2 separate regions of the Homo sapiens genome follow, and region 2 is linked to region 1. A link is a loop called in an ENCODE intact Hi-C map of the cell type or tissue named here. Cell type or tissue: K562. All regions are shown on one strand. Each heading gives the region's core, and the rest is flanking DNA. Links, peaks and the distances in the headings are about the cores only.

What was found. Hi-C counts contacts between places; a loop is a spot of excess contacts. Peaks named below come from ENCODE experiments on the same cell type or tissue, not always from the same donor. Only the 100,000 strongest peaks of a DNase experiment are listed, where the experiment ranks them.
Region 2: it touches region 1 in a loop (2.4-fold over the local background); 1 of 110 quality-filtered maps calls a loop at or near these places.

What each region holds. Positions count from the first base shown.
Region 1 is chr3:5,767,114-5,773,593 of GRCh38, reverse strand. No RefSeq gene overlaps it. Among named protein-coding and RNA genes, the nearest start is that of MIR4790, 520 kb to the right of the region's middle. RefSeq lists an enhancer at 5,958-6,252. In K562, for the core only: a CTCF peak has its summit at 3,574; a DNase peak (open chromatin) is centred at 3,593.
Region 2 is chr3:6,515,195-6,521,674 of GRCh38, reverse strand. The region is part of intron 1 of LOC105376944 (a long non-coding RNA gene); the gene reads right to left. Among named protein-coding and RNA genes, the nearest start is that of GRM7-AS3, 290 kb to the left of the region's middle. In K562, for the core only: no CTCF peak of the experiment used is centred there; a DNase peak (open chromatin) is centred at 2,754.

The sequences.
Region 1 (6,480 bases), core at 831-5,830:
CATATGTTCATCATGGGCAAGCCTCAAAAACATCAAAGAACTGAAATTTGTCAAGAGTATTTTCTCCAACCCTGGTGAAAATAAGCTAGGGATCAGTAACATAGATATAACTAGAAAATCTCCAACTGCTTGGCAATTAAGCAGTACACTTATGAATAATCCCGGGGTGAAATACAGAAATTGGAAAATGTTTTTAATGGAAGGATGATAAAACATGACATAAAAATTCAGGAGCATATAAGTAAGTTTGCAATTTTAAATGTGTGTATTAAAATGGAAGAATGCCCCCTTCACCCCAAAAAAGTGAGCCAAGTTTCAATCTCAAGAAGATAGAGAAACAAAATAGAAAATCAAATCGATACCCCATTGATTATAAATTTCAAAGAGAAAAGGTGCCTTTACAATGGAGAGATTTGTCAGGCACCACCTGAACCAGGTGATGGAATAAACCAGTATTGTACAACACCTGATTTGAAGCAGTAGAAAGTTTATAACATCGCCAAATTCAATTCTTGCCAAAAGTATTTTTTCTGAATCTAAAAATTAGGAAAACATTCCAGAGGTTGGAATATTTTACTACAAAACTTGGATTTTTAAAAAATATCTAAGTCATAGAAATATTTAAAAATAAAATAGTGAGTGAAATGTTCTAGACTGGGGTCAGAAAACTATTCAATGAAAACCAAATTCAAGGTGTGATCCCTGATTGGATCCTGAATTTACAAAACAAATAAGTAATAAAATAAAGTACATTTTGGAAATTTGAAAATGGACAGTATGCCATATGTAAAATAAGCATTTTATCATTCTTAGGTATCTTGGGTATCAAAATAATATCATGGTTGTGGAACAGGATATCTTTCTTCTATATAAATGCATGCTGAAGATTTAAGAGTAAAGTATCATGATGTCTACCACTTACTTCTAAACAAACCAAATAGAAATAAAAGAGTTAAATAGATATTTGTGTATGAGTACAATCATCCCTTGACATCCCCTTGACAAGCAGGATTGATTCCAGGATTCCTGCAAATGCCAAATTTCTCTGATGCTCAAGTTCCTTATGTAAAATGGCGTAGCATTTTCATATAACCTACGCACTTCCTCCCATATACTTTAAATTATTCCTAGATTATTATAGTACCTAAAACAATATAAATGCTATGTAAATAACTGTTATACTGTGTTTTAAATTTTTATTAGTTGTTGCTTTATTGTTATTTTTTTCAAATATTTTTGAGCCAAGTTTGGTTGAATCCTCAAATGAGGAACCTGCAGATAGAGGGCCAAACGTGTGTGTGTGTGTGTGTGTGTGTGTGTGTGTGTGTGTGTGTGTGTGTGTGTGTAGAGAGAGGGTGCCAGGGAAGGGAGAAAGGAGTGAAGATTAAGTAAATGAGGCCAAATATTATTACTTGATAGCTTTAGATGAAGGAATGGGTGTTCATTGTATTATTCTTTCAAATTTACTGTGGGTTTAAAATTTCCAAGAAAAAATGTTAGAAAAAAAATAAATAACATAAAATACCATGTTCAGACCTTACTCCAGAATTCTGAATCAACTAGCCTGTTGTGAAACCCTAAACATCATACTTTTTAATGGTAAAAATTTAAGGTGTACAATATGATGTTTTCATAGACATATGCATAGTGAAATATTTGCTACAGATAATCAATTTAACATATCTATAATCTCACATAGAACCTATTTTTTGTGGGAAGAGTACTGAAAATCTACATTCTCAAGCAACTTCTAGTATACAATACAATATTATTAACTATGGTCCTCATATCGTACATCTGATTTCTAGATTTATTCATCCTACATAACTGCTATTTTACTATTTTCTAATGTGAGTTCCAGGAGGAAAATCAGTAATGCAGGATAAAGAAAAGGTATATCAGGGTCAGAGAGATTTAAGTTGTTTCTGTCACTCATCTTCTCAACCTTTCTCTAAGCCTTATTTTCTCTGTCTGTAAAGTGTAAATAATACTACCAATGGCATAGAGTGTTATTATTAAATTAGATCATTACTGAAGACTACAAAAACAGCACAAAACATATTGCTTTTTCTAACATTGTCCCTACCTATTTGAGCAGGTTGTTAACAATATGAAAGGCAAGTGAGCAATGAACTAAGAAAAATGCGACAACCAAGAATGAGCTACAACAAGGAGAGATGGTCTGGAAACACATGACAATTACAATCTCTTGTCAGTGACTGGCTGTTAAAACTGCCAATAATGAAATCAACATTTCCAAAAGTTTAGGGCTACTGCATTTTTTTTGCCTTGTCCACATAGCATATGTTCTATCGATTACCTATTACTCTAATTTATATTTTAAAGCTTTTTACTCTTCCTGGTATAACCTATAGTTTTATTCTCATAGACATTAAAATGTATAACAGAATTTTAAATGTTTGATGTATCTAAATATATCTCATAAATTCTTGCAATATATGTACAACCTGATTATTTGTGTCCTGTTAAGAAACTGAAAAAAAATGTTAGTCACCATGATCCTTTGCTTCCTAAAGCATGAAGTTTCAATTGCTTTTGATTTTGCTCACTCATGCTTATTCAATCTTATTGGGTAGCAACCAGTATCTAAAGCCATATTCTTGAAAGTCATCATAAGATCATAGGATATTCTTTTATAAGCAAGTGAAATGTGCCCTGCAGCAGAACAGGAGACAACCAATCCACACACATAGTCATTAATTAAAAGAAAAGACATTGTTACTATAGTACTAGTGAAGAAAGTCAATCCATTTAAACCAGAAATTAGTTACTCGCCTTCAGGTTCGTATAAATAGACAAACAAATATAACATCATATATTCATCCATCCATCCATTCGTTTATTTATCTACATGTACATATATATACATATATGGGTGATACCAGAGGAGGGCAGGGAAGTGCTGGGTAGAGAAAGCGGAGTCCCTGGTGAGGGCTCCACCCTCGGGCCTATGCCCAAAGACCTAAGTGAGGACAGGCACTCCAGTTTTCCTGCCCAAATGTTTCATCTTTCAAGACCACTCTGGCCCGCTGCATCCCCCATCCTGTGCCTAAAAAAACTCCGAGACCCTAGCAGATACAGACACAAGTGGCTGGATGTCGAGAGGAACACACCGGCAGAAGAACACACGACAGACGCCAGCAGGTCATCAACGGCAGAACGATGGACAGCGTGGAATTCAGCCAGGGGCAGTCAGAAGAACAGACTCCAGGAGAGGACCACCTTCCCACTCCATCCCCCTTCTGGCTCCCATCCATCTGTTGAGAGCTATTTCCACCACTCAATAAAACCTTGCACTCATTCTCCAAGCCCACGTGTGGTCCAATTTTTCCAGTACACTAGGGCAAGAACCTGGGATACAGAAAGCCCTCTGTCCTTGAGATAAAGCAGTGGGTCTAACTGAGCTGATTAACACAAGCCACCTGCAGACAGGAAAGTTGAAAGAGCATACTGTCATACATGCCCACTGGGGCTTCGGGAGCTGTAAACACTCAACCCTAGAGGCTGCCATGGGTTCAGAGCCACAGAATGCTCCCCACGACCTGCTCATCTGCAGGCTCCCACTAGGGGTTAGAGCAGCAGGGCACCAAAGAAGCGAAGAAGCCAGCCACACCCTTGTCACACGCTTTGCAAGGGGGACAAGAGAACTTTTCCCGTTTTATGGGTGTGTGTGTGTGTGTGTATGTGTGTATTTATTCATTCATTTATCTGTTCACTTATTTATCCATTTATTCACTAAGCTACTTAGTCCTTCAATTATTCGTATAATATTGTAGTCAAAAAATAATTATTGACTCTTTACAATGGGCCACTTAATTTTTCTAGAAGCTGTGAAAAAGGAATTAAACAAAACAGACTATTATCTCTGCCTTCTTGGAGCTTACCTCCACAAGGAAAGACAAACAATAAACAACAATGATCAAAAAATAATATATATGTAAAATATATAGCAAATTAATTAAAGATTAGTACAAAAGAGGGGAAAAAAAGAAAGTAAGAAAGTGGAATAGCAAATGTTATATCAGCTGAAGGTGGTAAAAATTTAGTTAGGTAACCAGAGAAGTCTCACTGAAAAGGTGACTTTTGAGATAACTTTTAAATCAAGGACTAAAAAAAAAAAAGGTAGGCAAATTAAAAATACACACAAATGCTTATATGTACTCACACACATATACTCATACACACATATGCATATATGTGTTTATACATATATACATTCAGTGTATCCCTCCTCATGGAGAACATGTTTCTACAGAAAAAAAAAAAATGTCAGCTGACTTAAATGGTGCTTACTGATATTGTTGACTTGGATTCTGGGACAGGCCCTTTATCCTGAAGGGTACCAGTAAGAGTTTGTGGACTGGCACTGACAACACATCAAGTAACACTGACTAAAGGCAGTGGAGGTCAAAGTAAGATTCAAGGTCTTTACATTGAGACAAACGGCAGACAATTGAAGGGTTTGGGGCAGAGGAGTGACATGATCTAACATACCTCTTAGAAGTTTCACTTTTACTTTGAAAATCTGTATTTCCTGAGATTCAAAATAAAGGTGGGGGGGTTTGGTGGGGGTAGTCTGTGCCATCACCATCTCTTCCTAGAATATCATATTAACTGGAAACACTTCCTCCTATTCAAGAGCACAGAACTCTGAAGCAGGTGTCATATTTTAAAGCCCAGCTTCCTGTGCATAGACAAGTCTGGTTGAGAAACTGAAAAATAATTGAACCATCTCAAATCCCTAGCATCCAAATGTCACTTGGATTGAATTATCTGCCTCTCTCAACTACACTATCTCTGCATCTCATTTCCATCTGCTCTGCTCTGTTTGCAAGGAACTGGATCTGAAACCAACCATGCGCATCTCTGGCTTTGAAAACTAGCCTGCCGTCTAGAAAAGTGGAGTTAATTACTTATATGAAGTGACTGAAGAATCAAGGGAATGTACTTTTGATGGTGCTAATATATCGGCTTTATTGGAACAGGGTTTTGTTGGTCCCTTGATGAGACACTGTATAATACACGAAAGGCAAATTTCAAGCTTAGAAATGTCAAAACTGCAGCCCACCAAAGGAGCTGTGACATCTTAAAGAGCTATTTGGGGAAGTTCGTGGCTCTGGCAGGATGATGGACTGCATTTGTGTTTGATGTTTAATTCTCCAAGCTCAAAATAGGGATTTGACTCTTTGTGTAGTTTGTAATTCGTAATACTTTTTTACATTAAAAAAAACCCCAAAATCAAAACAGCATTTCCTCATTTGGGCTCACCTCCACTTTTACTCTTATCCTCCAGCTAACCAGCAGTAACAATGCTTCCCAGGAAACCATATCATGGCTGCCTACCTACCAGTTAAATGTTGAATTCATCTATTATCTGAAAAAGTGTGGTCAACAAGGGACATACAGCCAGTTCCAACTTCTGCCTCTTCTGTTCCTCATCTACTGAAAGTAACTATTTATAAAAATCATTCCTTGGAATGGTTAATAGAATGAAGCTTCTCTGGATTTTAGAGAAAAGAAAAAGACCAACCGTTGTCAGGTGATCCGTGGTAGACAGACTAAATCTCATCCCACCTCTTCAAGATCCCTGCATCCTTATCTATCCCTGGAACCTAAGAATATAGTTGCATTATATGGCAAGAGGGACTTTGGAGATGGAATCAAAGTTACAGGTCTGAAATTAGGAATGTTATCCTGAATTATTCCAGGGAGCCCAATGTAGTCACATGGCCCTTTCAGAGTGAGAAGGGCCAGCTAGAAAAAATAAAAAAAGCACTGACAGAAAAAGGACCAAAAAGAGGCTGGAGAGATTGGACACTTGGAGGAGCTTGACCCGCCATTGCTGGCTTTGAGGACACAGGCCCAGGGGCAGAGAGAGAAAGAGAACAATTTCTATAGTTGTGATCTTGGGATACCACCGTGCCACTCAATGGGCACACGCCTTCAGGGAACCTGAATCTGGTGCTCATGAGTGACTCCCAGGCCCTAAGTAACTCCTATTATATGAGCTTCTTGTTACACTGAGTGTAGTGTAGGAGTATGACCTCAGCATTTAAAGAGACATGTTTTCCAGAAAAAACTATGGCCCTCAAGTATAAGCCAACTCCATCTGCTGGCAATCAGATAAAGAAAATATGACTCATCCCAATACTTAAGAAAAAGACAGCTATCTTGAGCTACACATTGCTTATATTTTATAACAAAGTGCCTGCTAAAAAGCTTCAAAAGGTAAATCAAATAAATTTTTGCCTTAAAACCTAATCTCAACTAAAAGTGATTCCACTCTGAAGATAAATGATCAGGGAGAACAGTATCTCTTATTTACAGAAATCTTCAACAACAAACAGCAAACATTAGCTTAAGAAAAATTCAATTATTCCTGTTAAAGTCTAATAGAGATACAGCTGATAGATTCACCAGCTGCCAAGAATTAATCTCGACCTGAGATCTCTTTCAAAC
Region 2 (6,480 bases), core at 572-5,571, 750 kb before region 1:
TTATTACGGGCTAATAATCATGGTGTTAGCTCATGTAATCCTTCCAATAATATCATGAGCTAAATAATATCACAGATGAGACAATTAGACTCAAAGAGGTTATGTATCATTTCTGATGCAATGAGATAGGCTCTGGCTGGCAGAACTGGGCTTTGCCTGAACTGTCAGCTAGTTTTACTCAATGAGAATGTACACATAATAGAAACTAAGGGTTCTTCTAGCTATCCAATACAATAACAAGCAGGACCACAGAATGTAGTGCCGAGGGTACTGCTATGGTCTAAATGTTTGTGTCTCTTCAAAATGTATACGTTGAAAACCTAGCCTCCAAGATAATGGTATTGGGACGTGGTACCTTTGGGAGGGTATGGGTCGTGAGGATAGAGCCCTCATAAATGGGATTAGCCCTAAAAGAGAGGCCCAAGAGGGGTCTTTCCACTCACCAGGCACTGAATTTGCTGGTGCCTTGTCTTGGACTTCTAGCCTCCAAAACTGTGAGAAATAAATTTCTGCTGTTTATAAGCCACCCATTTATAATATTTTGTTATAAAATCCTGGAAAGGCTAAGACAGAAAATTGGTACTGAGAATGGAGTGCTGTTGCAGCAAATACCTTAAAATGTAAAAGTGGTTTTGGAACTGTGTAATGAGTAGATGCTGAAAGAGTTTTGAGGTGCATGCTAGAAAAACCCTGCATTACCAAGAGCAGACTATTAAGGGCTATTCTGGTGAAAGCTCAGAAGGAGAGGAGGAGAGTTGTACAGAAAACTTCCTTTTAGAGATTACCTACGTAAACATAGACAGAATGTTGGTAGAAACACAGACAGTAAAGACCATTCTGATGAGGCCTCAGGTGGAAATGAAGAACATGTTATTAGGCAATGGAGGAAAGGCCATCCCTGTTATAAAGTGGCAAAAAACTTGGCTGGATTGTGTTTTTGTTTTAGTGTTTTGGGGAAGGTAGAGCTTTTCAGAGGTGAAGATGAATATTTGACTGGGGAAATATCTAAGAAAAGCTTTGAAAGTTTGGCTTGGCTCCTTTGGACTGCTCATAGTAAAATGTAAGAAGAGACAAATGACTTAAAGATGGAATTGGTAATCAGAAGGGAAGTAGAACTTAAAGACTTGGAACATTTTCATTTTATCCATATTGAAAAGAATGAGAGCACATGTTCAAGAGAGAACATAAAGGTTGTGGCCAAACAACCATCTGAGAAGGAGATTATAGGCCATCTAAACAGAAGTAAGTACCTATTGTCCAAGACAATAGAAGATTAACCCATTAAGGAATTCAAAATTCATTAGAGCTGCCCCTCCCATCACAGGTCCAAAGTGCAAGAGTCCCAGTGGGTGAAGGGCCACTGCAGAGAACTACCATTAGGAAAAAGCCCAGCAAGAACATGTGGGTGTGGCCACCCCCAAAACCCCAGACCAGCAAGGACATGTGGGTGTGACCACCACCACCGGAAACCCAGACCCCCACTCCAGGCTCTAATTGTACACCCGATACTATGCTACCCAGTGGGCAATGGAGGAAAGGTCATCCTTGTTATAATGTGGGTAGCACAATATCTGGCCTACAATTAGAGCCTAAAGTGATCTTGGGGCATGACCAATGCACACAGTCTTGGGGAGGTGGGGCCATCACAGAGAACCACTTTAAGGGGAGGGCCCAGGCAGAGTTGCCACAGGGGTGGGTCATTCAAAGCCATGGGAGCAGGGCCACTGGGACCCCTGGAGGGTCTTGGCAAATCTGTGGGGCCACATTCCCAGTGTGCCCCTCCACGTCATTGTATCCAGAAAGTGGCAGTGCATACCAAGTGGGCCTAGAGAGCGGAGCATCAAGCCAAAGAGAATTATTCTCTAGCCTTGAAGTTTAATGTATTTTATCCCGTTAGGTTTTGGACTTGTTTGGGATCTGCCACTCCTTTCTTCTTTCTCATTTGACTCTTTTGGAATGGAAATGTCTGTCCTATGCCTGTTCCATCATTGTATGTTGAAAGCACATAACTTTTCTCGGTTTTATAGGCTCACAGTTGGAGAGTAATTTGCCTTAGAATGAATAGTAACTTGGGTCTCATCCATATCTGACTTAGACGATATTTAGATGAAACATTGTGCTTTAGACTTTTGAGTTGATGTTGGAATGAATTAAGGCTTTGGGGATTATTGGGCTTAACTGAAATAAAATGGATATATTTTTTCATGTGAGAATAACATAAATTTAGAAGAAGCAGGCCCAAATGCTATGGTCTAAATGATTGTGTCTCCCCAAAATTCATATGTTGAAATTCTAGCCTCCAAGATGATGGTAGTAGGGGGTGAGAGCTTCGGGAGGGTATTAAGTCATGAGGGCAGAGCCATAATGAATAAGATTCATGTCCTTTAAAGAAGACACAGAGTGGCCTTGTCCCTTCTACCAGATGAAGACACAGCATAAAGACAGCTGTATATGAACCAGGAAGCAGACCCTCACCAGACACCAGACAGCAAAGAAAATTTACTTCTGCAGAAGGGTGCTTCTCGCAGGTCTGGATGCCACAAGAGCACACTGAACAAAGGAGGGAAGGGGTTTTTATCCTTAACGCAACTTGTCCCTGCTACTGTGTCCTGCCTCCACTGGCTGGAGTTGGACCACACAACTTAAGCTGAACCTGGTTGGCTAACTTGAAAAGTGCAGGAATGCGGTTACACTGGCAGGAAGGACAATTTTGGCGGGAAGGGCCATTGTGATGGGAGGGGTAATTTACAGAATGGGTAGCAGATGTGAGCTCTGTAGATAACAACTGGAGGGAGAGTTGTTTACTGAAACCGAGACAGGGAGGCATAGAGAGTAAGGAAGTTTGGCCTTGAAAGTAGAGAACAAAGAACAAGGAAACTAAACAAGCTAAACCTTTGAAGAGGAACTTCTTCTTATATCTGACACATAGCTTATTAGAACCCAAGAATGTGTGATGACTGGGGACTAGAAAATGAGCTGGAGAAAATTTTCATGATTAACATTTCCTATTGTAATTATATAAGTAGTGACAAAATCATTGCAATATTTTCCAAATAGAATTGTCAAGAATGATACAAAATAAATATTATTATCATAGCAGCCACTAATAATGACAGTTGGAATATTTTAATGAAGTTCCTGATTCTGTTTGTGTTTGACTAGGGGAAAAAAAATTGACATAGATTAAGAAGTGATGATAGGTTAATTAGAAGGGGAATAAAGTAAGAATATAAATAATTTGCTAATAATGGTAGACTAAGGCTCATCCACATGCTCACTCTGGAAAGAAATCAGGCTATTTAAGAAAGTGTTTTCAAGTACTAATTTTTGAAATGACTTTAAATTCTAAGCCGTTGGTCAAATTGTCCAATACTTGGAATCTGGCATTCCAAGACAAACATTTATTTATTTTTTATTAAAAAAATCCCATGTTTACTTTTGTATGAATCTGGAATTATTCCAAAATGTTTTTTAAAAGTAGAAATTCTCACGTTTGGGACTATTGGTTGACTACCTTCATCCGTAAAAAGACAAGGTGAAACAAGAACCTTTTCTTCATTCTTCCTGTTTTTACACAAATCTTGAAATGGCATATTCCTGGGGAAATGGAATTTTTAAATCTCTGTAAACATAACCATTTAGTTTCATCCTTGTTAATATTCTGGCATCTACTGATATTTTAAGCTGGTCAAGGGTTTTGTTGGTCAAGGGCGGAAGGAACTGACTTTGTTTAAAGAATAGGTAGGAGTAAAAGACAAATGAAACTCTTCAAAAACAAGGAAAAGAATGTGTATCTGCCACATACATGTGCAGAATCTTTGCTACTATATTAAAATAACCTATGAGAAAAGGGGAAAAAAAAAGAAAATAAACACTAATAGTATTCGTTAATAGGTTGTACCTTTCATAAGGATAGAGGCCATGACTTGTTTTTCTTTACATTATCAGCAGGCAGCTCTACTTGGCAAATAAATACTAGATGGCCAAATATTGGTAAAATATTATTTTAAATACTAAGTGTTTTTCTATTTTTTACTCAAAATTTATATAGGATATTTTAATATTGTTATGTAAGTAAGAACAACTAACTGTAACAAAGAATATTTAAAATATGTATTTCCTATGGGTTTAGTGTTACTAACATCAATCACCCAGTGAGGGGGCTTTTATTAGCCACTTTGTCAGATGAAGGAGGAACAGAGAGATTTGGTAATTTAGTAAAACCCCACTTGTAATAACCGGAAAAACATGGGATGCCTCCTTTTAAAATTGCACTCTTTGCAAATTTGATTTCCAAGCAATTTTAATAGGTTTTTTGAAAAGATCCTTTCTCTGTCATCCCTGGCATCCTAGGGTCATATTGCTCAGTCTGAAGATTCCTCTAGCGACATGCAAACGAGAAAGAGATCCAAGCAAACTGTCATTGCTGGAGGCTTGTTACTGAAATTTCCAATTGCACACTTCTCTTTGCCTGTCTCTCAGCACAACTTGCATCCCCCAACAACACTTTCTTCTTTACCTCCCCACCTTTTAATGTGCCTACCAACCCCCATCCTTAAACCCAAAAAAGGCCTGAATTCGTCATCTCCATTCACTAAACAAATACATACCAAAAATGTGCTGAGCTCCCCAAATGAATCTTCTTTGGCTAGGACAGAATCAGGACAGGGGCATCATATTTTTCTCTATAGCCAAGGAGACAGAGTTACTGCATCATCCCAGGCCAGAAGAGAGACAAACAGCCTCTACCCAGCAGTACCAAAACCATTCTGCCTGTTTCAAGATTAGACACAACGGAATATGATAATACAGTTTCTAGTCAATGTGATTCATCCAACCTCATTCTGAAACCAAGTCCTGCTCACTTTCCTAATGTTCAAGAACAAAGCCTGCTGAGGTGCATGAAGTAAATATGATAGCTCCTAAAGGCAGCATCTATCATTTTTTTCTTACAAATGAAGAGTTTGCCTGCTCTGGCGTCAGTTCAGAATAATGTGCAGTTTGACCCTTAGAAATATTCCACAACAGATGCCAGCATACCTCTCTTTGAAATAAATGAATCAGGGTCATGGATGTTCCCCTGACTTTTAGGACAAAAGATCTAAGAGAAAGTTAGAAATTGGAACTTCCTACAACATATATAGATACATGCAGGCCTTATATGCCAGTGAATCTGTAGAAATTACCTCCCACTCCCAGCATCAGAGACCTTGTCACAAATGGTATCACTTAACTTTCTCAAGGCAAAATATATCCCTGTTTCCATCTGTTGTTACTCTTCCCTCTAACTTGTGCTAAGTTTCTTAAGCTACAATTATCCTCCCTAATTGCCTTGAAAGTAACAGGAGAAAGGTCAATTAGCACTATCTGTACAAGATAGCAAAGTGTTGTTTGGTTTCTATTCTCAGCATCCTCTTTTGATTTTCTAAATTTGTTTTGAGACTTAGCAGAGAATTAACTGATCACCTGGGCACAATTAGAAGAATCTAATCAAATAATGAAGTGATCAGCTTTGTCTTATTTCAAAAGAGCCACTTATTACCTGGACAAAATATAACTGAGCCTATTGCTAAATTTACCTAGCCCCCATTTTCTAAGCGTCTCCATTATTGCCATGGCTTGATTGTACTAATCTGAACAATACGAAATATTATCTTCCTATTGAAAACTGGCTCAGCAAGGATTCAAAGCAGGAATTCATAGAGACTCTGCCCACCTGATGCTTGGTACAATTCCTTCTGAAATAGTTAACCTCCTATGTCTGTTAAGGGCATGAATACACAGGAAAGGAGAGTGGGGGTGCTGAAAAAATATAGTGGGAGTTGCCAAGTGCTCCTGGATAACAAGAGGAAGTGATGTAGACAGAATGTTATTACAAAGTAACATCATCAAATCCAACTTGACGCCAGATATTTCATAGAAAGTGTAACAGATGGACCTAGGCCCACAAAGGGGGCCTCAGAAGGATTAAGACTTGAGTGGGCTGCTCATACTGAGGTGTGCCACCTTCTAGAATGCAATGAATGTCTGTTGAACTGAATTAAAATTCCTGCACTGACTTATCTTTGGTTTTTATATATCTTGCTTCAAGCATATGTCTCCCTACCTTTTATTTGCTTGATTTTAATTTAGTTTTGTTTTTGCGAGTAGAGTTATTAAAATGTAGATCAGGGCCGGCGCAGTGGCTCACACCTATAATCCCAGCACTTTGGGAGGCCGAGGCGGGTGGATCACGAGGTCAGGGGATTGAGACCATCCTGGCTAACACGGTGAAACCCTGTCTCTACTAAAAAAAAAAAAAAATACAAAACATTAGCCGGGCATGGTGGCGGGCACCTGGAGTCTCAGCTACTAGGGAGGCTGAGGCAGGAGAATGGCGTGAACCTGGGAGGCGGAGCTTGCAGTGAGCCAAGATCGCGCCACTGCACTCTAGCCTGGACGACAGAGCGAGACTCCGTCTAAAAAAAAAAAAATGTAGAT